Linked DNA regions of Homo sapiens: all the other regions are linked to region 3. A link is a loop called in an ENCODE intact Hi-C map of the cell type or tissue named here. Cell type or tissue: PC-9. All regions are shown on one strand.

Region 1 (8,000 bases), 170 kb after region 3:
ACAAACTTAACACATGCAAAGCTGGAAACTTCATTTTCCTTCCAAGCTCCTCCTCATGTCTTTACCATCACACAAATGGGATCACCATCTACCCAACTGTCCAACTCAAAAACCTCAAAGTCATTCTGGATACACTCATTTTCCTCTTCTCCACATTCAATCAACCAAAGACCTGCCCGTTCCACAGCCAAAACACATTTCAAATAGGTCTGCGTCTTGCATCTGTCACAGGCACTCCAGGGCCTCTTGCATGGACTACTGCAAGGCTGCAACCGTTCTCCTGGCTTTCCGTCGGCTGCCTGTGGTGCTCTCCACACAGCAGCAGAGCAGCACCGTCCAAATACTGAGCAGATCATACCACCTTCCTGCTGAAGGTCCTGGAGCAGCTTCTGAAGAACTTGGGGAAAGACTCGTGTGACCTGGCTCCTGCCTGCCTCTCTTGGCCCCTGCCCTCAGTCCCTTTTCCAGCCACACTGCCCTTCTTTCTGTCCCTAAGGCACATGAAGGCCTTTCCCACCTCAGGCAGGCTATGCACAAGGCAGCTCATTTTCAGAGAGAAATTCCCCACCTCCTTATGCGCCGCCCTCCAGTTAGTATGGACATCACCGAGCAGTCTGCTCACAGTGCTGCGCACCACCTGTGACCGGCCGGTACCTGTAGCCATGTCCCTGCTAAGTGGAAGCTCTGTGAGAGCAGGGGCCATGTTCACTTTGGCCATAGGAGTAGCTGTCCTGCCTGGATCAATCAGCATTGGCCAAGAGAAAAGATGCTGGAACAATGGCTTTGGGGCGGGAACACAGGTCTCCTGGCTCCTGGCCCGCTCCACTTCCCTCCGCTAGATCTCCTTTCCGAAACAATGGATGAGTCAACTTGGGAGTCCGCCTTAGCGTGCAAGCGCAGGGAACTTTGCTGTGGGAAGGGTGCAGCTTGCCATACCCCAACATTCTGCAGTGCTGCACAAAAGTCCCAGCCAGCTCCCTCCCTGGGGTGCATTTGCGTTAGGCTTCAGTCACAGTCAGGCGAAGTGGGGGTGTATATTTAAAAACAAACAACAACAGCAGAACCATCCAAGGCAGGCCTCTGCCTGGGAAAGTAGATGGGCCTTCAGGGCGGCCATCTAAGAACAGGCGAGGAGAGGAGCAGTTCCTGGATGGCCATCCCTCCCCACCTGTTTGATGGCAGATTACCAACATCTGACTCTAGTGGAAGAGGAGGGGAGGTGATGGAACCTCCTGTTGCCATAGCAACCACAGTGCTCCCGGAGCCTAGGTACCAGGTTTCAGATAAACATTTCACAAAGAAAAGGAGCAAAGCAGAGAGGGACAAACGTGGAAAAATGGCATGAAATAATCCTGCACATGCCACAAGCCACAGTCTACAAACAAAACTCAGGAGCTGGCCATGGAATCCTGCTGCACAGGGGAGCAGCAGAGGCTTCCTGCTGGGCTACGATGGAAACAAAAGGGCCCATTGACACATACATCTGTGACCACTAAACACTTAGGAATCAATATTTTCCTAAAGATTTTTTTCCCCTTTGGCTTTATAGGTTTACTGTCTGCCAGGCTGCCAAACCCCAACCCTCGCCACATCCGCAGCCACCACGTAAAGTGACTGTTAGAACTTCAAACGAAGGATCTGACCCCCGGAAATGGCCTCATGCTAGTTTTTTCCTAAACAGTCACCAGGAAAATGACGGAAGGCAAATCGAAACGCATGCCCTGAAAGACTTAGAACATAACCATCACATCTGGGGGACAAGAAGCCCACCCCAACTTAATTTAAAAAGGAAACACAGCAGATGTCATCAGTTGGCAGGGAGGTGTCTTGAAGGAAAGAAGGAGGGGAATGAGAGGGCTGTGGATCACCATGCAGCTTTACCTTAACACCTGCATCTCCTCGGGGGAGCATTGCATCTCGTCCTGGAGGCGACGCCAGCGCAGACAAGCCCTCAGCTCCTGCTGCTCCCGGGCCTCATAGGGGGCCAGCTGCTCAGCCACAGACACACAGACACACATGCACAAAACACAGTCACTGTTGTGGTCCTGGTGCAATGGCTCACTTTGTTTCAATGGGGGACAAGATAGCCTGCCCCTGCTCTCACCTTGCTTCCATCAGAAACCTAAAGGCCACTGGAGCCTCTTAGTGCCTAAAACAAAAAACCAACCGTGCACGCTCGCTTGTGCTGCTGGCCGTGGAGCTGGGCCTGCTGTTTGGCGGAGGTCGCCTTGTTCTGGAACCCACCCATCCCACCGACACACACCTGGTCTGGAGAGAGTGGGCTTCCCTTGGGACCATTTCCACTTTGATCTGTCCTCTTTTCCTGCTTTGTCTTTCTGCACAGGATGGGGAAGGCCCCACCGTTCACCTCCGATTTTCCCCAGCCCTCAATTTTGTTAAGGACTGTTTCCAGCGGGGCCTGCTAATGCAACCCAGATGATTCTGTGTGCACATAACTAGAAGTGCTGCCTGGACTCACTCTGGGGGAGGGGAGGCCATCACACTCTGCCCTACTGAGTCAGAACCAGCTGCCGTCCCATGGTGTGCTCACTGGGCCACACGGCCCCGACCTCTGTGAGGGAAGGCAGCAGAGCACCCACTGGGGAGGGAAGACGTCTATCCACGGGTGTTTCTGGAAATCAAACTTTCCTGATAATTCGTTCAACAGATATTTACTGAGTCTCTGCTAGGCCATGGGGACATTACAGACAGGGCCTGGGGCAGCAGCCAGGGGAGGGAGAGATGGGCAGGAACACTAACATCAGAGAGCAGGTGACGGGAGAGGTGAAGGGAGAACCCAGATGCCCCCTTGCCCACCAGGGCTTCCTGAGGAGGTGGTGGTGACAGCACTGATCCTCAGGGAAGGAGGAGTCGGCCGGGGAGGAGGGATTTCGGGAAGAGCACTTGCAAGGCACGTCGGGCCAGGAAGTGTGTGATGTGCTTAGAGAATGGCAAGGCATATGGTCAGGCCTGGAGCAGACTACCATTCTGGGAGGGAGCAAGGTGCAGGGAAGCTGGCAGAGGCCAGACGATCCTCAGACCCCATGTGCCTGCTGTTATGGACTAAACTGTGTCTCCACAAAATATATGTGTTGAAGGCCTTACCCCGGTGTGACTGTATTTGGAGATAAGGCTTTCAAGGAGGTCATTAAGGTTAAGTAAGTCATGAGTGGGGCCCTAATCCTACAGGGCTGGTGTTCTTATAAGAAGAGGAAGAGCCAACAGAGCGTACTTTCTCTCTGCATGCACAGAGGAAAGGCCATATGAGAACGCAGAGAAAAAGCAGCTCGTGGCCACCTGCAAGCCAGGAAGAGTGAGGGGCCTCACCAGAAACCAACCCTGCTGGCACCTTGGTCTTGGACTTCCAGCCTCCAGAACTGTGAGGAATAAACGTCTGTTGTTTAATTCACCCAGTCTCTGGTATTTATTATGGCAGTCCAAGCAGACTAATATGTCTGTGAAGGCATTTAGACTTTCTCCAGGTTGATGACAAGTTACACCATCCAACCTTGCGACTGACTTGATTCACAAATCCCTGCGGATGCCTCTCTGAGTGGAAGGTGGTCTCCATCACCTTGTTGAGATTTCACATGTCCCCCGCAACCCACCCCCGGCCCCACCATGCTTTCTACTGCTCAGTGCTGCAGAGCACAGTCTCCCAGGCAGCAAAGTGACCCCGGTGACCCCTGTCACCCTGTATCCTCATGCCCTGCTCCCGGGTGGGGCCTGCTGGCCAGGAGCACCTGGGAGGTGGCACACCCACCCCTGCCCCACAGGGCACTCCCCCACTCCCTGGACGGTCTGAGGCAGGCACTCGCCAGGGCCAGCAACAGCCCAGTCTCGCACTTGAAGGGAGAGGTCAGCCTGGCGGACTTGCTCTGGAAATGTTTCAAACTTTGTGCTGGAATCTAGAATGGCAATTTTGCCTCAGGGATATTCATGTTTTCACATCTCGAAGAGTTACTGCATGTACCTCCAAGGATGATGAGGGGGCTGACTCCTATCATGTTAAGGGAAAAGAGCAACAGGGCAAGCTCAGCTCCTGCTGTCCCTTTAGGCTCACAACAGAAGCCACCGCCTCCACAAAGGCTTTCCAGGCCCGCCCAGACCTGTCCTCTCCTACCTCGGAATTCTGACAATATTTAGTGTTTACTTCTCTATGTAAACTTATCAGTCAAGAGGCAGGACCAAGCCAGCAGACTAAGGAGTGGCCTCCTAGAAGTCTAGGCAAAGGGAAGGGTAAGGAGGAGCACTCTTTGGAGATGCAGGAGATAAAAACTGGAGGTTCCATGATCAGATGCCTGGAATGCACCACAACTGCCAGGACCAGCGCGAATCTGAGAGTCTCAGAAGGGAGGCACTCCAGGGAAGAGATGGTGATAGAGGCACGTTCATATTAAACCCCTGCTGAATGCCTGTGTGTAAGACGGAGGGAAACACAAAGAGGAAGGGAACAGGTATTTCTTGTACATTCTCCACGTGTCAGGCACTGTGCTAAGCTCATTCACACCTGATCCCATTCACCCTGCAAGCTTTGGCATTCTTACATCCATTCTACAAATGAGGAAACGGAGGCTTGGGGAGGCTACCTAACCTACCTATACTCACAGAGCCAACGAATGGCAGAGCCAGGACTGGAAGTCTGTCTGACTCAGACCCCAGAGCCTTTTCTGTATCTATCATGTGGCCTCTCCTCACAGGACTCCATGTGGCAGGGGACACTGATGTGCACACTGCTGGGTCCACGGCCAGGGTATGAAAAGCAAGACCCAGCTCCAATTTAAAGCAGGTATAGTCCAGGTGTGAGGATAAGGAAATGACACAGTAGAAGGAAAAGAAAAAATAAAATAAGTTTAAAAAGGTAAGCACCAAGTATTGTGGGAACCCACAGTGTGTAGGAGGGTAGTGTTGAATTGTGAGCCGGGTAATCAGCCTGGGCTAGCTAGAGAAGGTGACCTCCAGCTGGTTAGTGAAAAATAAATAAGATTTCAACAGACAAAGGACCTTGAACAATATCATGCAGGTATGCACAAACTTGGGAATTTTGGAAAATGCCAAATAGTCCAGTGTATAAGGGACAGAGATGACAGGGGGAAAAAAGTGACCTAAACATTAGGAACTTGAGGCTGGGCGCGGTGGCTCACGCCTGTAATCCCAGCACTTTGGGAGGCCAAGGTGGGCGGATCACGAGGTCAGGAGTTCGAGACCAGACTGGCCAATATGGCGAAACCCCCGTCTACTAAAAATACAAAAATTAGCTGGGCATGGTGACATGTGCCTGTCATCCTAGCTACTCAGGAGGCTGAGGCAGAAGAATTGCTTGAACCCAGGAGGTGGAGGTTGCAGTGAGCCAAGATCGTGCCACTGCACTCCAGCCTGGGCGACAGAGCTAGACTCCGTCTCAACAACAACAACAACAACAAAAATAGGAACTTGAAAGTAAGCACGAAGCAGCTTAGTTGCTTATCATCCTCATTGGAACTGGTGGCCAATGCTTTAAGGTAGAGGTTGCAAACTGGGAGCGTGTGCACCAGGTCTGGCTTCTGGGTATGTTTGTCTTGCGTGGTATTTTTTAAATTAGTAAACTTCACATAAAAGTCCAGAATTATAAGTTACCTTAAAAAACTAATAGTGTAGGTTATATTGAGCCCTCCTTCCTTCACCATGACAATTGGTTAGAGCTGAGTAGCTGCTGTCAGTTTGCCACAGTTCTCACCATTCCCTAATCTATACCGCCCCTGCTTCATTCTTCATTCACTACTTGTGAGCAGACATCTGAGATGACTCTGGATTTATGTTTTAATCTCTTTATTTAAAACACACACACATACACTGCACACACACAAGTCACCACAATCACAACCACAAAGAAGTGCTTGAGTATGCTATAGCATGACCTTTTCTTCACATCTCTGCTCAAATATCTCCTTATCAGAGAGGCCTTCTCTTACTACCTTCTAAAATAGGACCCACTGCCCCTCTATGGGTCTCATTTCTCTTCACAGTACTCCAACACTTGACCCATTACTGATTCACTTGTCTACTCTCTCTCCCATCTCTAGATTGTAAATCCTGTGGGGAGTAGGGGCTTCCCTCTCTTATTTATGCAGCCATCTCCCCAGCAAAATTTGTGCCTAGTGCATAGTAGGCCCTCAGTCCATAGCTGTTGGGTGAGCAAATGACCAGAAATGGAATTTGACTCTGGGTAGTGAAATACTTAGGGTCACTTTAACCCACCTGCTGTGCTGTGGCCCAAAACACATCCTCCAAGTGAGTGGCGAAGCCTTCACTCAGCCACTCCTCCGTCCAGTCTCGGGCCCCGATGGCTAGGCCAAACCAGGCATGGGCAATTTCATGGCAGAGGCGGGTCCCACAGAGATGGTTCCCTCCTGTCAAGATGCTCTGAGAGAGGAACATGATGTGTGGGCTGTGGATAATGGGGGAGAAAATGCACAGAGTCTTGTTAGAGCCTGTCCTCATGGCCATCCGATGGGGCAGCTTTCCTAGCCTGGCAAGCCTGTTATTATCATGTGCATGCTAGATCATGACAGATAGGCTTGCGGCTTAGATGCTTTCAGACATAAATAAAGTGGCAGTTTATGTTTCTGGCTGTAGTTCAGGTGGCCGTTTCTGCCAACCAGTTTTCTCCATCATCAAACGGCTATTACCTGTAATAAGTAACCTGCACCAAAGTTTTACACTCAAAACAAAAATTACAAGGCAATGGAAGCATTTACTCTGAAATCTGGACTGTAAAAGAAGAGCAGGTGTGACAGTGTGAAGCCTAAGCTGTCAGGAGAGTGATCAAAGAAGACCCTTCAGCCAAAAATCTGAGCAGCTTACAAACAAATTGAGAAGTCATGCAGAAGGACAGAAAAAGCCAAGAAGAATGGAGCAGAAAATGTTCCATTCTGCACGGGGAGCTGGCTATGATGTTAACAAACGAGCAGGTGCCGGGGATGGCTGAGGTTTCCAGGAGGCCCGAATAAAGGCCGAGACCGTGTAAGGCCAAGCTTTTCCATCATATCTGCAAGTGCTTATAGACTCACATGACAGAACAAAATTATGCTGACAGAAAGAAGGCAGGGAGTTATCCCACCCAGGTGTGCAAATGGCCCCAGGACTGGCACCAGACAGGGAGATTTATCTAATCTCATTTTCCATACCTTGTGTTAAAACCCAAAATATCACCATTAAAACTGCATAGGTGGAATGGGAAGAAGGGGAGCTGACGAAAGAGGCCCATCAAATATCTTCCATGCCTCCTCCTTCAGCAATTATCCTTTTTCCAGGACTTGTTTACAGTCTTCCTAATGAAGAATTTGCCCTTAAAAAAATCTCTCCTCCATCAGTTGAACAAAAACAGTTGTGAAACCTTCCAAATTAGGAAACTGTACACACCGGTTCCTCCCTTCAAAAGTCATTTGTTTGCTATCATGTCGGCTCGGCACAAGCCAAGACTGCTCGCAGGTTTTTCTTCCACTCCCACAGCCACCATTAGAGAAAACCCCACCTCGAGTTCCCTTACACAACATCACCCATTCAGCTCAGAGAGCTCAACTGCAATCATGGTAGTCATGTCTGCCAAAACAGACAGCTTTCATGTGAAGTAATAACAGGGCAGGCATGCAAATGAAAAAGCATCTGCCAGGTGCTCTGAAGAGGACACCAGAAACCCCAGAAATTACAAGTGGAGTTGGGGCACTCAGGATAAAGGGGTGCGATGCAACAGGCACCAACAGTATTGTTCAGAGCACTAACTCAGGGGAAAAAAAAAAACAAGGAAGGAAGGAAGAAACTGAGAGACACAGGAACTAAACTCCCCTAACTGAGAAAGTCACCCCGTTGAGAAGACAAACTGTGCAACCTGGCATTTTCAAGTAAATGGCTCTGGCATGTGCAATGCTACAAAAAGCCACAGAAATGTACCAAGTAAATAACATTCCAGACATACTGCTGGCAGCAGTTCACCCTTTGGGCTAAAACAAGACAGAAGTAAC
Region 2 (8,000 bases), 140 kb after region 3:
GCCATCTAGTAAAGATTTGTGCAGTGTTACAGTATAGCTTCAACAGCTGAATCAAAATAAGTGAGGAGGTATTTACAGCTTTCGGCTGTTCTAAAACCGGCCACTCACTGGATCAACACTGAGGAGTGTTGAGGTGAAGGAAGGCAAGGAACCACGAGAGGGTTGGTGCATCAGAAAAGCAAGGGGTTATTTTAAAAGGTAGTGTGGTGGTGCAGAAGGTATGCAGCCTTTGGAATATGAGACCTAGTTTAGACTAGCAGCCTTACTTCTTACTACCTGTTACTTACTAACCTTCATTTACTCACTTGTAAAATGGGAATAATCCTACCCACCTTCCCTGATCCTGCAGAGAATAACTGAAATAATACATTGCAAAGCCCCTAGCAAGGGCCAGGGATACAGAAATTACCTAATAAACTTAATAAAATATTCCATTTTAGCAAACAGGATCCCTGATTAAGTCTTAGCTGAATACTCTGGGACATTATCCCAGCAGACACAAGGCACAGAATCAGCAGATACCTAAAGGAAAGATGATGATGAAAACCATCAGAGCTAACTGCATACTTTTCATTTTTCTACTCGATCCCTGACTTACCTACATGCCCACACTTGTAAGAATAACTAATCCATTTCATCTTCATTTAAGACTCCCCTGAAAAGAATCAGCTTTTTTCACTGCTCTCAGGTTTGTCCTGCCATGCAATGTTTTTGTAAGAAAGCCACACTAGCTTTGATAAGGAAAGCCCATCACCCACTGTCTGGGGGAAGGGAGACTTCTCAAGAGTCAGTCTGAACTCAAACTAGGTTGCCCAGCCCTAAGACAGGCAGAGTTGCCGTGCGTCTTTTTTGCCCTTGAGCCCTGAATTGAGACTGCTCGAAGGGGAGGAACACAGAAGAATGATGTAAATCTCTGCTCAGAAGGCTGGCTTCCAGGTTCCAGTTCCCAATGACGCCTTCAGTTGCTGTTTTTTCCTTTGCCTAAAAATGTCCTTCCCGAAAGCATCCCTCTCTAACTCTCTTCTTCCATCCTCTCCAAATGAAGAAGTGCTCAAGAAAATTCTTCCTGCTGACAGCATTCAAAGCCAATATACAAGTCCCCAAGAGATTCCTTTGATAGCAGCTTGCTGCTGGAGAGGGCAGTGCACAGGCAAGCTTTGCAAGAAATCAGAGGGGGTGGTTTCTAGGAGGAAATGACACTCTATGAATGGAAACAGGAAACTTCCATCTCTGTGCTACTCTGGTTCTCACAATGCTACTAATACCAGGTCTGCGTAGAGAGACAAAGTACCGGAGAAAGCAGATGAACTACAACCACACACAGTAACACAGATGACTCTCACAGGTCAGCCAAAGAAGTCAGGTCCACGAAGTGCACACACACATGTACAAGTCCATGTCAATGAAATCCAAGAACAGGCAAAACTGACCTATGGGGATAGAGATCAGAATAATGGTCACCTTGGGAGGGAGTGTTGACAGACAGCAGAGAAACAGGAAGGTTTCTGAGATGCTGGGACTGTTCTATAGATTGATCTGAATGTACTTTCATGGGGATAAATCATAAAAATCCTTTGAGCCATCTAGCAAAGACTTGTGCACTTTAATGTATCTATGTTATGTTTCATTTAAAAACTTAAGCGATGCACGTACATGAAACAGCATACACTTGCGAGCAGGAAAGGCCATCAGTCTAGAAAAGGGGCTTTGCCACTCATGTGCCACTGGCACACGACTAGGATGAACTAAGCCCTATGCACCTGAGGACCAATGCAAAATTTTTTTTAAAATGACAGTGTGAGAGGCAGGAAGGGCTGTGGCAAATCCAACTGGTCGGTCTACTCCCATTCTCATTTGCCTTCTTCCTTGCCACTTGTATGACTGAATCTGAAAAGCTAATGCTCATTTTCTAAGTGTCTCTTGCAGCTGTGGCACTTAGTCCAGGCCAAAATGAAAAAAGCAGATGTCTGCTGTGATTCCATGCTGGGTGGGGTTCTGGGAAAGCTTTTGCTTTCCTTATAAAGGGGGAAAATGTGACTGCTACCGCACCTCTTCCCCACAAGCCTGGTGGATGGAGCAGTGATGGCCATCTTGCAACCATGAGGCAGCAAACCAGGATTCTGTGGAGAGCAGAATGGACTGAAGGAAGGCAAACAGCCTTTACTATCATCATGCTGCTCCTGGCCAGCCTGGGGATGCCTGCCTTCTGACTTTGTATTGTGTGTGAAAGATAACTACCATTTGTTTAAGTCAACCATTGCTTTATTGCTGCAATAATTGTAGCCAGATTCGTTTCTAACTGGACTAGTACTAACAGCTAACGTTTCCTGGTTATCCTCTGTGCCAGGTACTCAGCCAAGCTCTTCTTATTATGCATCACACCCTCTTCCCTCATAAGATCCTGATGAGGCCACATCCTGTTTATGCCCATTTAAAAGTTAAAGAAAGTGAGTCCTAGAGAAGACCACAAAACTGGTTAGTGGCAGAGTCGAGGTTAAGAACCCAGGTCCACAGAACACCAAAGTCCTTGCTACACTCTGGGGCCCCCCCAAGATCCAGGTCCCCATCTTGGCTGTGCCAAGTACTAAGTGGAGAACCTTAGAGGAATTGCTTACCCTCCCTGAAGCTCAGCTTCCTCACCTGTAAAGTCTGCAGTGAGGCTCAGGTCATGTGGAAGCATTCCATAAAAGCAAAAGTGTTCAGTATCTCTTAGACATTACACTCTGGTGTTTATTTCTTTGGCTGGAATACATGGAATGTGAGAGATCAAGTTACCAAGGTCATCTGAGCTCAAATGCCCTTGGTTTCTGTTGTACTTGGCACCAAATGCAACAACTGAGATTGACGTGCCCTTTCCCTTCCCCACGCCTTCCTTTTCCACCACAACCACAGAGGCAATGTGGATATTTAAAGAGTGGGCAGGTGGCAGTGATATTTGATACATAATGATTTGATTTCGAATCGGGCCTCCTGAAGAAAGGTCCAATCCTGCAGGATAACCCCAAGGGTGGGATTTGAGAAAATGCCTCTGAACTGTCCTCTGGCATGTCAGCTGGGTCTGAATACCCACCTGCTGCTCTGCCCCCACCCAGGCGGGCCCTCCAGCAGCACTCTTCCTCTCACACTCCCAGCAGTCAGCATGAGAGCCACAAGAGATTCTTCAACTATAAACCTGCTGCTGCCACGCCTGAGCCAGGGACTAAGCATCCCAGAAATGAGACAGAAGGGAATTAATGATCATTTCAACATCTCAGTGTTTCTGTTAGTCGCAGCTGCCCCACCAGGTTTGACAGCTTTGAGAGCAGGACCTCACTCACCCTGCAACAATGGAGGAAGTGAAATCTGACCCTTGTGTAGAGACTGGCCAACAGTGCCCATCTGAGCCCCAGATGCACAGGTGAGACCTGCAGGGGAAGGAGCATGACCACTGGGTGAGGGCTTGGACCCAAGTCTCTCCACTGCCATGTGATCTTGAACATAAGCCCCATGCAGTCCGGCTCCCTCATCTGTGAAAAGGTGACAGTAAGAGTCACTGGGGCAGCTCCCAGAGCTGAGTGGCACCAGAGCACTCAGCCAGAGCTCCTCCTGGCATTCAGTAGCTCAATGTAAATGTGGCTATTATCTGCGTTCTGTGTTCCGACTATGTTCTGACTGAGCCTCCAGTAGCATCAACTAAACCTTCCTCTGACAGGCAAAGACATTAAGAAGACATGGCACCATAGTTACGCATGTGAGATGCTGTCATGGGGGAAAGCTGGGGGAGGGGACACAGGAACTCACTCTACTACTACAGTAATTTCTTGGGAGTCTAAACCTATTCCAAAATGAAAAGGTTTTAATGACACCACACACAAATGTAGCCTATACTCTCCCTTGGTGAGACTGCTGATTTTGAATGCAAACCCTTTAAGGGCTGGTCTTTAAGCTTGCTCCTTGACTCATCATCATCAGAAAATAAATAAAAGAAACAACAAATTTCAAGAGCCACATAAAGTCCTACTAAGCTAGGTCTGGGCATCTTCCTTACACACTCATCCCCTTGGTCTACACCGCTCCACGAAGACACCTCTGGGTAAAAAATGAAGGCAGAATGATGAAAGCACAGGAATTCTCTATCCACTGTTTGTTTTCGGTGACAATTTTCCTATCTATAAACTGTGAATAATGAACATTTGCCACTGACTAGCATTTGCAGTGCTACCAAAAGGTTGTGAATAAACCTTTAACTAATAAATTTGTATTGTATCAACACCGCTGGTATTTGGCAGGTGTGACTGTCTGTATGCTTTTCAAAATGGATTTAACAGCTACCCAGCAGGAAGGGCTTCCCCACTGGGACCATCAGCCTGCAGCAGACACAGAAAGATATTCCTCTGGTGTTGAAAAAGGCAATTGCTAAGATGATTTAAGACAGAAGGAGGATCCCTCTGAGGAGCCACGGGAAAATAAACAAGGTTTATTCTGTCCTCCTGAGAGTGAAAGGACCCAGTGGTGGGTACCCATAAGAAGTCTCAGCGTCCCGGGTCGGCTGCTAAAGAAGGTGATAAGGAGAAACTCTGTAGTTAGCAGAACTGTGGAAAATGCAAACAAACTCCACACATTTTAATAATCAGGGTGGGAAAATGAAAGATGAAACTCAGAAAAGCAATGAGTATCAACACAAAACCAAAATGTCCTCAGGTCTTGATTGCCCATGTATCAGAAATTCCTCTGAGAAGCAAAACACCACATGGAGAAAAAATAAGAAACCAATCAATGCAATGGTCTGAGTGCTATATTGTCCCATTCAACACAGCAAGCGATGATCTAGACACATTCTCAAAAGAGACAGAGAAAAACGGAGAGCCAAGACACCCATGTGACTGCACAGGCAGTTTCTGCTAAGGGTGGTTTTCAGAGAACACAGACAATAGTTGAACGGGATGCTGGAGAAAGGAAAAACCCACGCTACATAAAGAGAGCTGGGAGGCTGTAAAATGACTGCCAAGAAGGCAAAACTTCAGGATGGGCTAGTGGAGAAGGCCCAGGACAACAAAAAGGGCTTTGGAGGTGAAGTTGGGAGCATAAGGAAGACCAGGTGCCAAGAGGTGGCAGAAAGAACAGAATGACTCAACTCCCATTTTGATTCAACTTTCCTGCCAAGGAGAATGATTTTCAAGCTACTCATGGTAGAATAAGCCCTGCTATGTGGGAACTGCTGCTTGGTACTGGTAGACAGGGCTCCTTCACCCTTTAAAGGAGTTCCCATTCCAAGTCCAGGTGAGGGACAGGCTATAGCTCTGAAAGCTTCCACCTGTGATATGTGATCACAGATCTCTGCGGGGAGGATCAATTCACACAGACAATGAGAAAGAAGCTGAAGGAGGTAGACAGCTATTCCGATTTGCAAAGATAAGAGATGGGGGGCGGGGCAAAATTTGTGATGACGTTATTGAACAGTTTGTGAGCACTTAAAAGAGAAAATGATGAACTACAAGAGTTAGAATGGGATCCTGAGGGCCAATTCCAGAAATTCAGTGGGGCATCTTGACTTCTGCAAGGCAGCTAGTAGAATGGATGTGGTGGAGAGCATGCAACGGTGAGCATATGGTAGTTGTTTCACGGCTTTATACAAGGCTAAAAAACAGAGCCCCAAGGGTGTTGATTAATTATTTGCTATAACCTGGATGGAGATCCTTAGGTCTGTGCCTAAGGAATGGTGATTTACTGGCTTAACAGATTTGCCTATGAGCTATAGTTGGGAGTCTACCTGGTTGACTGACAGCATCCACAGTCAAGAACAGCAACCGCAGGCTGAACTGAGGGTCCAATGAATAAGAAGAAAATATCTAATAGAGAGAAAGAGTTTTTAAAAAATTAACTGTTTGCCTATGAAAAATATTTAGTATATTTAATTTTCTGTAAACTCAACATGTAGCAGGAGGTGACTGCTGTGGCTTCCAACATAGTAAGCACAAGGGTGGGCTGGATCAACAGGAGGAATGCAAATGTAATGGGAATCCCACTGGGGGAGGTGATGTGGAGAGGAGCAGTTAGGAGCTGGGCTCTGGGGTCAGATGCGCCTCTGCTTTCACCCCAGTGCTGCTGCTTACTCGCTGTGCAGATAAGGCTGACTGCTTAATATCTCCATGCACCTGCTTCCTCCTCTATCAAATGGGGAGGAAAATGGTACTATGGTACCAGCACTTCTCTCACAAGGCCATTTTGGGATCAAATGAGATAATGTATATAGAATGCTTAGGACAGTGTTTGGCATATTAAAAGCACTCAAAGAATGTTATTAAGGAGGAAAAATGCATGGGACTTGGAATGGTAGAACTGCCATGACAAGGTGTATTATACTGAATGTAAAAATGAAATATGGGGCTGGGTGCAGGGGCCCAAGCCTGTAATCTCAGCATTTCAGGAGGCCAAGGCAGAGGATCCCTTGAGGCCAGGAGCTCGAGACCAGCCTGGGCAACAAAGCGAGATGTGGTAGTGCTCGCCTGTAGTCCCAGCTACTCAGGAGGCTGAGGTGGGTGGATCACTGAGCCCAGGAGTTCAAGGCTGCAGTGAACTTTGATTGCGCCACTGCATTCTAGCCTGGGCGACAGAGAAAGACCCATCTCTTAAAAGAATAACAAAAGGCCGGGTGCGGTGGATCACGCCTGTAATCCCAGCACTTTGGGAGGCCGAGGCGGGTGGATCACGAGGTCAGGTGATTGAGACCATCCTGGCTAACACAGTGAAACCCCGTCTCTAATAAAAATACAAAAAAAAAAATTAGCCGGGCGTGGTGGCAGGCGCCTGTAGTCCCAGCTACTCGGGAGGCTGAGGCAGGAGAATGGCGTGAACCCAGGAGGCGGAGCTTGCAGTGAGCCGAGATCGCGCCACTGCACTCCAGCCTGGGCGACAGAGCGAGACTCTATCTCGAAAAAAAAAAAAAAGAATAACAAAAAAGAAACATGGTATATATATATATCTGAGTGAATCCCACTGGATGAACACTTGTCCTTCCTTTCTGGATGATCCAGATCCAGGGGTGCAATAACAGTTCCACTCCATGCTTCATGGGTGGCGCCTCAAAGCAGGCTGTGTTCAGTTCAGTTGTCACATTTGGAGAAGACCACTGTCAACAAAGAGAACAACCAAGGACCAAGCCCAAGAAAGCGAACGTTCTCCCAGGCATGCGGTATATATGCTAAATTCACCCAAAAAAGTGACCTATTGGTCAGGAAAAGAAAGAAGAGCCTTCAGATACGTAGATTGTTTTGGTGGGAGCAAGGCGCATTCTGTGCAATTCTGGAGATAAGAGCTAAGAGGACTGCGCAGATGTTACAGGAGGCAGATTCCAGCCAAATCTGAGAAGGGCCATTCTAAGGATCAGGCTCTTCCTACAGGAAATCTGCTGTTTGTTAGTGCAATGAGACCTGGATCCTGGAACTGCTCAGGTAGAAGCTGAGCACAGGAAATCTGCTGTTTGCTAGTGCAATGAGACCTGGATCCTGGAACTGCTCAGGTAGAAGCTGAGTGGCCATCTGTCAGGCACAGGGAAGGTTAGGCAAAATCACTTTTAAGGTCCTTTCTGACTCTAATATCTACAATTTTAAGAGACTGTACAGCCCGGAATATATTTAAGCTAAAGCATGTGAAGGAAAACATTATTCATCCATTCAGTAGAGTCAAGAGGTTTGCTACATAGCTTTGGCCTTGCTAAATCAGCATCAAGTGTGGTTTTCATTTCAAAAAAACTAAACTAAATGAATTATTTAGAGGAAGCTTAACTGAATTGTATTAAATATATATTGCGAGATAGAATTAACTTTTTGAGTATAGGATCCAGGCAGTACAAGGCCTTGACTGTACTTTTCACAGTGTTCTGTTTGGGGCGGGGTAGAGCTGTGCAATGTGCTGAGACAGGTCTCCTCATAAGCTGGGTTCATCTATCAGGGTTAAGGTGATCATAGTGACTCAGCCATAACTCAGGCTGCTGGTGTGCCATACACATTCAGAACACAGGA
Region 3 (8,000 bases):
GATGTTTTGTAGGCACCTAAATCTGGGTTTCTTAAATGCAGCACCATGAGCACTTTGGACCAGATGCCTCCCTGTTGTGGGGGTGTCCTGTGCACTGCAGGGTGTTGGCAGCATCCTGGCCTCCACCACTAGGTGCCGGTGCACCCCTTCCACCAGTGGTGACAAAACTTTCTCCAGACATTGCCCAATCCCCTTCCAACCGAGGGTACTGCTGTAACTGCTGGCCTCTCCCTCTGGAACGACATCCTAGACACAGACACTAACGGTTGTAGACACAGCGAATAGACAACCTGATTCCAACATTCATATGGACAGTAAACGTTCATGAACAGCCAGGCAAGCTCTGAAAGTGAAGCGTACCACGCACTGACACATACTTTGGTGTGAGGTTCTCATGAAGGGAAACATGGGTGGGGCTGAAAGGGCCCCCGTGGCTGCAGCCAGCGGCCAGCTCTCAGGCCTCATGGGCCGACCTCCTCCCAGCTCACATGCTCCTCCTCTTCTCCTGACCCCCTCCTGGTGGGCGCCCTTGGACTCCACCTAGAGGCTGGACCCTGTCCTGCCCGTGGCTTCACATGGCATCTCTAGGCAGAGGGACCACACCTGCCCCTGGATCACCGGCCCGGAGAGCCCGCCGCCTGTTGGGCATCACCACTGGCGGTGTGAAGACCCTCTCTGCTTACCACATCCCAGGTGGGCCCACCTGCTCCACCCACCTCCCGCACCCACCAGCTCCCCATGTTGCCGATGGCCATTCCATCCTGCCAGGGACTCAGGGCGAGTTCTGAAGCCACTCTTGACCCCTCCCTTTCTCCCACCTCCACATCCAGCCCGTCGGGGAGCCAGGAAGCTGGCCCTCTGTCACTCCCCGCTACTCACTGCCTAGGTTTCAGACATCATCTCCCGCCGAGTAAATCACGTGTACATGTACAGAATTTAGTATAAGATAAAGACATTGCCATCAACGGGGAAAAGATGGTATCAGGAGTAAAACTGTTACAGAATAAGCTCCCCAGCCCTCTGCCTTTCCCAGCGTCGGCATCTGGAGCATGGCTCGTTCTGGGATCTGTGTGTTCTGAGAAGCCTCTAGCAGTTCCCCTGCTTCGGAGAGGCAGGGAGGCTGCAGCCACTCTGGGGAGATGCTGCATTACTTACTTAGATAAATAAGGATTTCGCTTATAAAATTGAAGCTTCCCTCCTCCCAAAATGCAGAAAGCATTTTCTGGTCTTTCATTTAGAACTTCTTTGTTCCTCAGTGGTTTGCAGATGGTCACACCCTGTCCAGCCCCGGCCACTCCCTCCCGGCCCACCCACACCCCTGCGTGCAGGTCACTGCCTCAGGGCAGACTCTCCAGTCCTTTGGAGGGAGGAAGGGGAGCTGAGAGGATGCCGATCTCACGAAGAGGGGGCGGGACCCAAGGCTCCAGCGCATCCCTGCGGACTTCCATGCCTCCTTTCAGGCCAGGCCGTGGGGACCCCCCACGCATCTCCCTTGGCTGTGTCTGCCACAGGGAACCCTTTCCATGCCCAACGCAAAAGCAAGAAACCACAGGAGAAAAGGTGGGTAAAACTGGCCATACAGAAATCAAAAGCAAACTCACCAAAGTATCTCAATACACATGGTAAACTGAGGGAAGAAGAAGTATTTGCAGCACATGAAAAAAGCGAATTTCCTAACTTCTAAAGCTCTTCTACACATCAGTAAGGAAACAGCTGCCAGCTCGAAACGCACGGGCAGGGACACACACGACACAGGGAACGGGACGGCAGGGGCTTTTCCACAGCGTGGCAGAAGCCCAGGTGCTCCCAACCATCTCCACGGCAGCTTGGGAAACACTCAAGGCTGATGCTCCCCATGCTGATGACAGAGTGCGGAACAGGCAGAGGAAGGGACAGGAAACTGGTACCACCTTTTCGGAGGACAGCCTGTCAAACATCCAAATTTATCAGCACCGTAAGATAGGGTGAAAAAAATCAAAATAGAAAATTGACTCTGGAAACAGTATGGTAACCTAGAACTCTGATCTATCCATTCTGCCTCTAGATGTTTACCCAAAAGAATGCAAAGTAACAGCTGAGGAAATCCTGGACGCCATGTTCCTGGCAGCACTCTCCTGGACAGCCAAGAGGCAGACAGCTGCATCCGCCAGCAGCCAAGCCAGTGCAGAAAGGAAACGTGGTCTGTGTGTATGGCAGGATGGTCCTCAGCCTTAGAAGGCAGAGATCCTACACTTTGGGAGGCCCAGGCAGGCAGATCACGAGGTCAGGAGTTCAAGACCAGCCTGGCCAACATGGTGAAACCCCGTCTCTACTGAAAATACAAAAATTAGCTGGGCATGGTGGCGCACACCTGTAATCCCAGCTACTCGGGAGGCTGAGGCAGGAGAATTGCTTGAACCCAGGAGGCAGAGGCTGCAGTGAGCCAAGATCGTGCCACTGCACTCCACTTGGGCAGCAGAGTGAGACTCTGTCTCAAAGAAAAAAGAAAAAAGAGGCAGAGATCCTGAGCACGCCACAGTATGGAGGAACCTGGAAGACTTTATGTTAAATGAAATCAGCCAGACATAAAAGGACAAAGATTTTATGAATCCTCTCATATGAGCTCCCTAAAACAGGCAAGCCTCAAAGACAGGAAGCTGCATGGTGCTTCCCAGGGACCTGGGGGAGGGGAAGTGGGGCACGAGTGTTGAATGGGTCCCGTTTCACTGGGGAAGATGAAAAAGTTCTGCAGGCGGATCGTGGTGAGCTGCACAACAATGAAGACACCGAGGCTGCTGAGCTGGGTCCTGACACATGGTTATACTGGTCAATCTTATGTGTATTCTGCTGTAATAAAAGCACTAAGATCGAAAAAGATTATATATCCTTTCTCCAAGGAGCAGACACCCAGTTCTCCTGACCCCACTCCCTCCACTGCAGACTGCAGGGATCCACACTAGTGCGCACATCTAGGGCTTTCCCCGTGGATATGCCGGCGCCTGTGCGTGTGCAGGATGCGACAGCCAACAACCACTGGGGCAACTCAGAGGTTCACATAAAGATATAAATGAAAGGAAACAGAGAGGGAGGAAAGGGAGAGAAAGGAGAAGAGCAAGAAAGGGGTGGGGGAGAGAGAGGAACGAGAGAAAAAAAGGAAAAGCCTGCGTGCAAGCAAGTGCACACTCTTACCCTTGAGCCCGGGCCTGCTGTCCACTTCACACACACTGACCCAACAAAGTCAGCTGAAGCTTACAGAGGAGGAAATGCAAACACAGAGAGGCCGAATAATGTGCCCAAGGCTACACTGAGGCCATCTAGCAGGGCTGGGACTTGAACGAAGCCCCCAGAAGGTGGGGTGTCACTGCCTCTCGAGTTACAGCGCGTCCATGCAATGCAGCCATCGACACAGAGAAGCGAGCGTTATGTACGTGCCAATCTAGACCCGTGTGAACACTGTGCCACCCTCCGTGTATAAAGCAGGGCCTGCACACGTGCTTGCCGGCGCCAGGGTGGAGACGGTAATCAACTTCATTATAGTGATTTGGGGAAGAGACTAGCTGAAAAGGCAGAGAAAACTTACTTTTTGTTTACATATTACCTATATTTGTTTGCATGTGTGATCTATGAGAAAAATAAGTTGTTATCAAGTATGCAAAGGAAGACTCTTTGTTTGCTCTAAGAGAGGGCTGCCGTTAAACGCTGCCCTGAAGGGAAGGAGGCCAGGCACCATCTGTAACTTTAAAAGGAGACAGCGCCATCTCTGATCCTTGCACCGTAGTCACCGTGGTGGTGCTTTTGTTTCTTATTCACAGGACTTATGTTCTACCATTGGACAGAATTTTCTAGAAAAAGTCTACTTACTATGACTGGACGCATGTGCCCTGACATTTGTTGGGCCATGACCCAGCTTTCCAAAGACCCATCCTCCATCTGCCAGGGCCCTGTGCTCATCATGGCTTTCCTCCTGTACGCAAGTCCTCTGCCTCAGCTGTGCTAAAACCAAGTTTCTGCAGTCACTTCCTCCACGCTTTTAACTTAGTAAAGCAGATACAATCATCAAACTATAGCTCCTTCCCCATAAATTATCTGTGTTTTCTTTACAACCCAACATAAATGCACACTTGTTCCATTCCATCAGCAATCACTGAAACGGACTCCGGCCTCATCTCTGAGTTATGCCGTAATTCATGTTCTTCCTGAGCCTCCCTCCCTAAACATAACTGCAGCTGAAGTCCCTGGGGACTTAAATCATAGGGTCAGAATGCAGAAACCTCAGGGATCACGGGTGAAGAGTGTGGTGTCTTAGCCACAGAGGGCTTCCTTGACTCCTGCCTTTCAGAGCTCGCCATGAGCGTCCGATCCAGTCGTCAGGAAACGCACTTCTGTTCTGTCAGACCTCGTTGTGGCAAGGGAGGACTATGAGAGCAGAAAGGAACTTTCTGGAACTCAGGACTCTTGGCAGTGAGTCAGGGTCTGACCATGGGCAGCTTCAGCACCCCACCCACACCCCGCTGGCAAAAGCACCTCCTCGGCTGCGCTTTAAAGTGGCGGACAGATTCCACAAAGGCCCAGGCTGAAAGAAATTACAGGCAGAAGGAGCACAAAGAAAGCTTAAGAAAATGGAAACCACAGGGTGCACACCCAGTCGCCTCTGTGCCCCAGACAAAGCCACAGATGAGCTGTCTGGGCAGGCGGCCCCAGGCAGGATCAGAGCTGGGCACTCCTCTCCCAGGTGGGGAGCCTGTGGGAGACTCAGAATGGACAGTCCCCCTGGGAGCAGCCCCAGGCCCGCCCCCAGGCCCCACTCAGCGACTGCCAGGGTCAGGTAGGGGTGGCAGAGCAGCCAGATGCTGGGTGGGCCCAGGCGGGGGTGGGAGGCTCTGGTCTTTACAGCAGCTCCCCCTGGGCCCACCCCCTTTAAGTCCTGGGGCTGAGAAGCCAAACCCTGACCTTGTTTTATCTCAACAAACACCGCAGGGACCGGTCTGGTTCCTTGTAAGCTGTTGGGACTAGACAGAACTGTGTGGTCAGAGGTCTTTCTCTGCATTTCTGCATTTAGCCCTGCACTGCCTCTCCCTACTAGTGTGTGTGTGTGTGCACACACACACACACACACACACACAGCCTTCAACAGGCTTTTGGTGCCATCAGCAACTCTCTCAGGCCACAGCCTGGTGACCGAAGCTCTCAGCCTTTCTTCTCTTCTGGATCTATGTGAGAACCACGGGGCATCAACCCCCTTTTCCCACCCCCAGCCCCAAGAGTGGCTTCTCAGGCTGGGCCTCCCATGGGGGCTGCTGGGGTGGGGTGCGCACATGCACACGTGCCAAGTTGGTCTTGGGACATCTGTGGCTTTACGGTGGTTTCCTTCCACCCCAGGCTCGGCTGCCGGCCTTTCTCACACCGTCTAGTTATCCGACTGGAACAGGAATGCCTATCGGGTGATCAGTCTCCCAGACAGCAGGGAGGGTGGGAAGAGATCTATAAAACCCTGCCACTGAATAGTCACAACTGGCCTCTCCTCACTTCCACCTTGTAAATCTCCAGAGCCCAAGCAGCAAGGCCAAGGTCACTGTCCCGCGGGTGCTGGGAACGACCCTGGGAGGTCCAGGCAGCCCTTTCAACCTCCAGCTCCCCCAAACCTCTTGGGTGGCCACCGTCTCCGTGCCCCTATACAGTGACTGTCATGGCTGGGCCCTGCACAGAGTGAGCCTGCAGTGGCTCAGCCCAAGGGCACCAACTAACCAAAGAGCCACCACACTTTAATGTGAACCCCTGACAAAGTGCCAGGCAGCACCCCGCTTATTCTGGGGAATGGGGTGTGGTGGGCCCTGCGCACCCAGAGTTCTGCTTGGAAGGAGCCTCCCAGGACAGACTGTGGCCCCTTGCCGGGTGGGACTGCCTTGCCAAGGAGCCCTCCTTCCCTGCCAGCACCTCCCCTCACCCCCACCCATGACCCACACAAGTCCTCCACTGGCCCCATCTATAGAACAAGGACGTGCTTGGTCTAGAACTTGAAACTCTAAACAAACTGTCCCTTGAAAGCGGCCCTTGGCCTTGCTTTCAGCTGCTCTGTGGGTCACAGCTGCCTTTGGTGAGGTCACTGCGGCACAGGTCCCTCCCCTCGGCCTCCCCCAGGCCCGGCCACCGGCTGTTGCAGGCTGAATCGAGGTGGAGGGAAGCCGCAGCCTCCCTGGACCCCTTTGTCATTGAGGGCAGGTTTTCCGTCAGGGCTGTCTTGGGTGTGGCTGGCCTCCCTCCATGCTGCAGGCAAGGTCACCTTGCCTAGCATGGAGGCTATTATTTCAGTATTTTGGTTTGAAATTCCAATAAACATAAATGCTTTAAAATCCTTTAATCCTCAAAGGAAGCTGAGCTGGGACCTGACCGTCTTCCCTGGTGTTTCTTTCCTGTATCCTCCCTCACCCCACTTTTTGCCTTTGTCCAGCCAGAATTCCCTGCCCTTATACCCCTGGCTGTGGTCCAGAGCCCTGGGCTGGGGAGGTCCTCCTGTCCCTTCAACCCCAGCAGGGAGGCAGGGGCTGCCTTTCTAGGCCGGCCCCAGGGTGCTGGCGAGGCCTGCAGGCGACCAAGTGCAGGGTGTGGTCACTGCTGCTTCCTCCCTTCGAAGGGGGGGCCCTCTGGGCTGGGGTCACCCTCAGATGCCCTGGCTACCTCCCCTCCCGCAGCAGGCCCTGGGCCCGGGCCCAGCCACAGGTTGGCGCAGCCTGTGTTCAGACAGCCGGAGGCGGCAGCAGGGGACATGGTTTAAAACGTGCTGGCCTCTGGAGAAGTGCCCTGCACTGGGCTGCCCGGCTCCTGCGGGCTGAAACACTGGCATCTCTGCGGCCTCAGGGGGAAGGACTGGACCCGGCATCCGTTTGTTCTCCTGGAGGACAGTGGCAATTAACCCATTAACTTGCTGCCTCTCCCTGATCTTTTATTAAACCTGGCAAACCCAGTTAACTGTTCGTACCTACCACTCAGGGGACAGATGGCCCTGTGACGTTGCTAGTGGCTGCAGGCCACAGGGGCCAGGGTGGCGTGTTGCGGCCTCTGCCCTCCAGCCCCTCAGTGGCCCTTCAGTGCCGTTTAGCCCCACGCAGCCTCAGGGCATAGCCATGGGGCTCCCCCATCCCATGGCATCTGCAAGTCATTTTAGAGCCTAAGAAAGCCCCTTGTGAGCAGGTGTTTCTTGGCTTCTACCTAGACAGGAAGCTGATGTGTCTTGTGGGGACCCTCCAGTCCTGGGTCCGTCTGTTCAGTGGAGGCGCTGGCTTGTTGGTAAAGAAGGTTGTTCCTGTCAGTTTCTTACAGCCTGTTGCAGGGTGGGGGGAGCTAATATCTTCACATCTGATTAACTGAGAACCTGTGACAGGTCCCACCCATGGGTCGGCCGCGGGGAGCTGCTGAGCTGAGGCTGGGAAACAGCACTTAACTGGCGGATTCAAGTTCAGGTTTCCATGCTTTCCAAAGCAGCCCGTGCCCCCACCCAGCCTGCCCTTCCATCAGACTGGATTAGGAGTGAAGGCCCAGGGGGGCCTCTCAAGTCTTGGCTGCTGAGTGTGACAAGACAGTATCCCCAGGAGTGCCTGGACACGGAGGCTTCAGCAGATGTCAACGAAGGGCCCACAGCTGGGGAGGCATTGTGGCGTGGAGGAAAGCTCTGAGCCATGTGGACCTGCGTTCAAACCCTGCCACTTGGCAGATGAATCCACAGTGGGAACTCAGGTTCCCCAGCACACCCACATCCTGCTCTTCCAGACAGCCCGTCTTCATCCAAAACTACTATGTCCCGTGCAGACAGCCCTGCTCTCCGAAGGTGCTATGGCTGGGCTAAGGCAGTGAGCGTTCTAGCCTCAGTTGTCACACGCCCTTTGATCTGAGCTAGTTTCTGATGTGATACTTCACTTAAAAATGGAAGAGTACTGGTCACATCTGTCTCCTACTGACCCCGAGACCCCGGTTTGCTCTCAGGCTGGAATCTAGAGGCCTCTCTGCCAGGCCCTGGGTGGAGGTTC

What was found. Hi-C counts contacts between places; a loop is a spot of excess contacts. Peaks named below come from ENCODE experiments on the same cell type or tissue, not always from the same donor. Only the 100,000 strongest peaks of a DNase experiment are listed, where the experiment ranks them.
Region 1: it touches region 3 in a loop (7-fold over the local background); 3 of 110 quality-filtered maps call a loop at or near these places.
Region 2: it touches region 3 in a loop (6-fold over the local background); 2 of 110 quality-filtered maps call a loop at or near these places.

The regions. Positions count from the first base shown.
Region 1 is chr9:94,922,413-94,930,412 of GRCh38, reverse strand. It overlaps AOPEP (aminopeptidase O (putative)), which reads right to left. Exons shown (of 17, transcript NM_001193329.3): 6 at 6,238-6,427; 7 at 1,882-1,988. AOPEP-AS1 (AOPEP antisense RNA 1) reads left to right here. Exons shown (of 2, transcript NR_147614.1): 2 at 1,550-3,393. Among named protein-coding and RNA genes, the nearest start is that of AOPEP-AS1, 19 kb to the left of the region's middle. RefSeq lists enhancers at 312-812, 1,529-2,317, 2,318-3,107. In PC-9, no CTCF peak of the experiment used is centred here; DNase peaks (open chromatin) are centred at 4,082, 7,492 and 7,912; H3K4me3 peaks cover 1,330 bases; H3K27ac peaks cover 4,395 bases.
Region 2 is chr9:94,945,906-94,953,905 of GRCh38, reverse strand. The region is part of intron 7 of AOPEP (aminopeptidase O (putative)); the gene reads right to left. Among named protein-coding and RNA genes, the nearest start is that of AOPEP-AS1, 4.4 kb to the right of the region's middle. RefSeq lists silencers at 1,164-1,393, 3,294-3,472. In PC-9, no CTCF peak of the experiment used is centred here; DNase peaks (open chromatin) are centred at 2,755, 3,275 and 7,925; H3K4me3 peaks cover 1,256 bases; H3K27ac peaks cover 5,880 bases.
Region 3 is chr9:95,089,159-95,097,158 of GRCh38, reverse strand. It overlaps a transcript of AOPEP not described here. Among named protein-coding and RNA genes, the nearest start is that of MIR3074, 7.1 kb to the right of the region's middle. RefSeq lists enhancers at 4,957-5,706, 5,707-6,456, 6,457-7,206. In PC-9, no CTCF peak of the experiment used is centred here; DNase peaks (open chromatin) are centred at 4,608, 4,988 and 5,428; H3K4me3 peaks cover 819 bases; H3K27ac peaks cover 4,263 bases.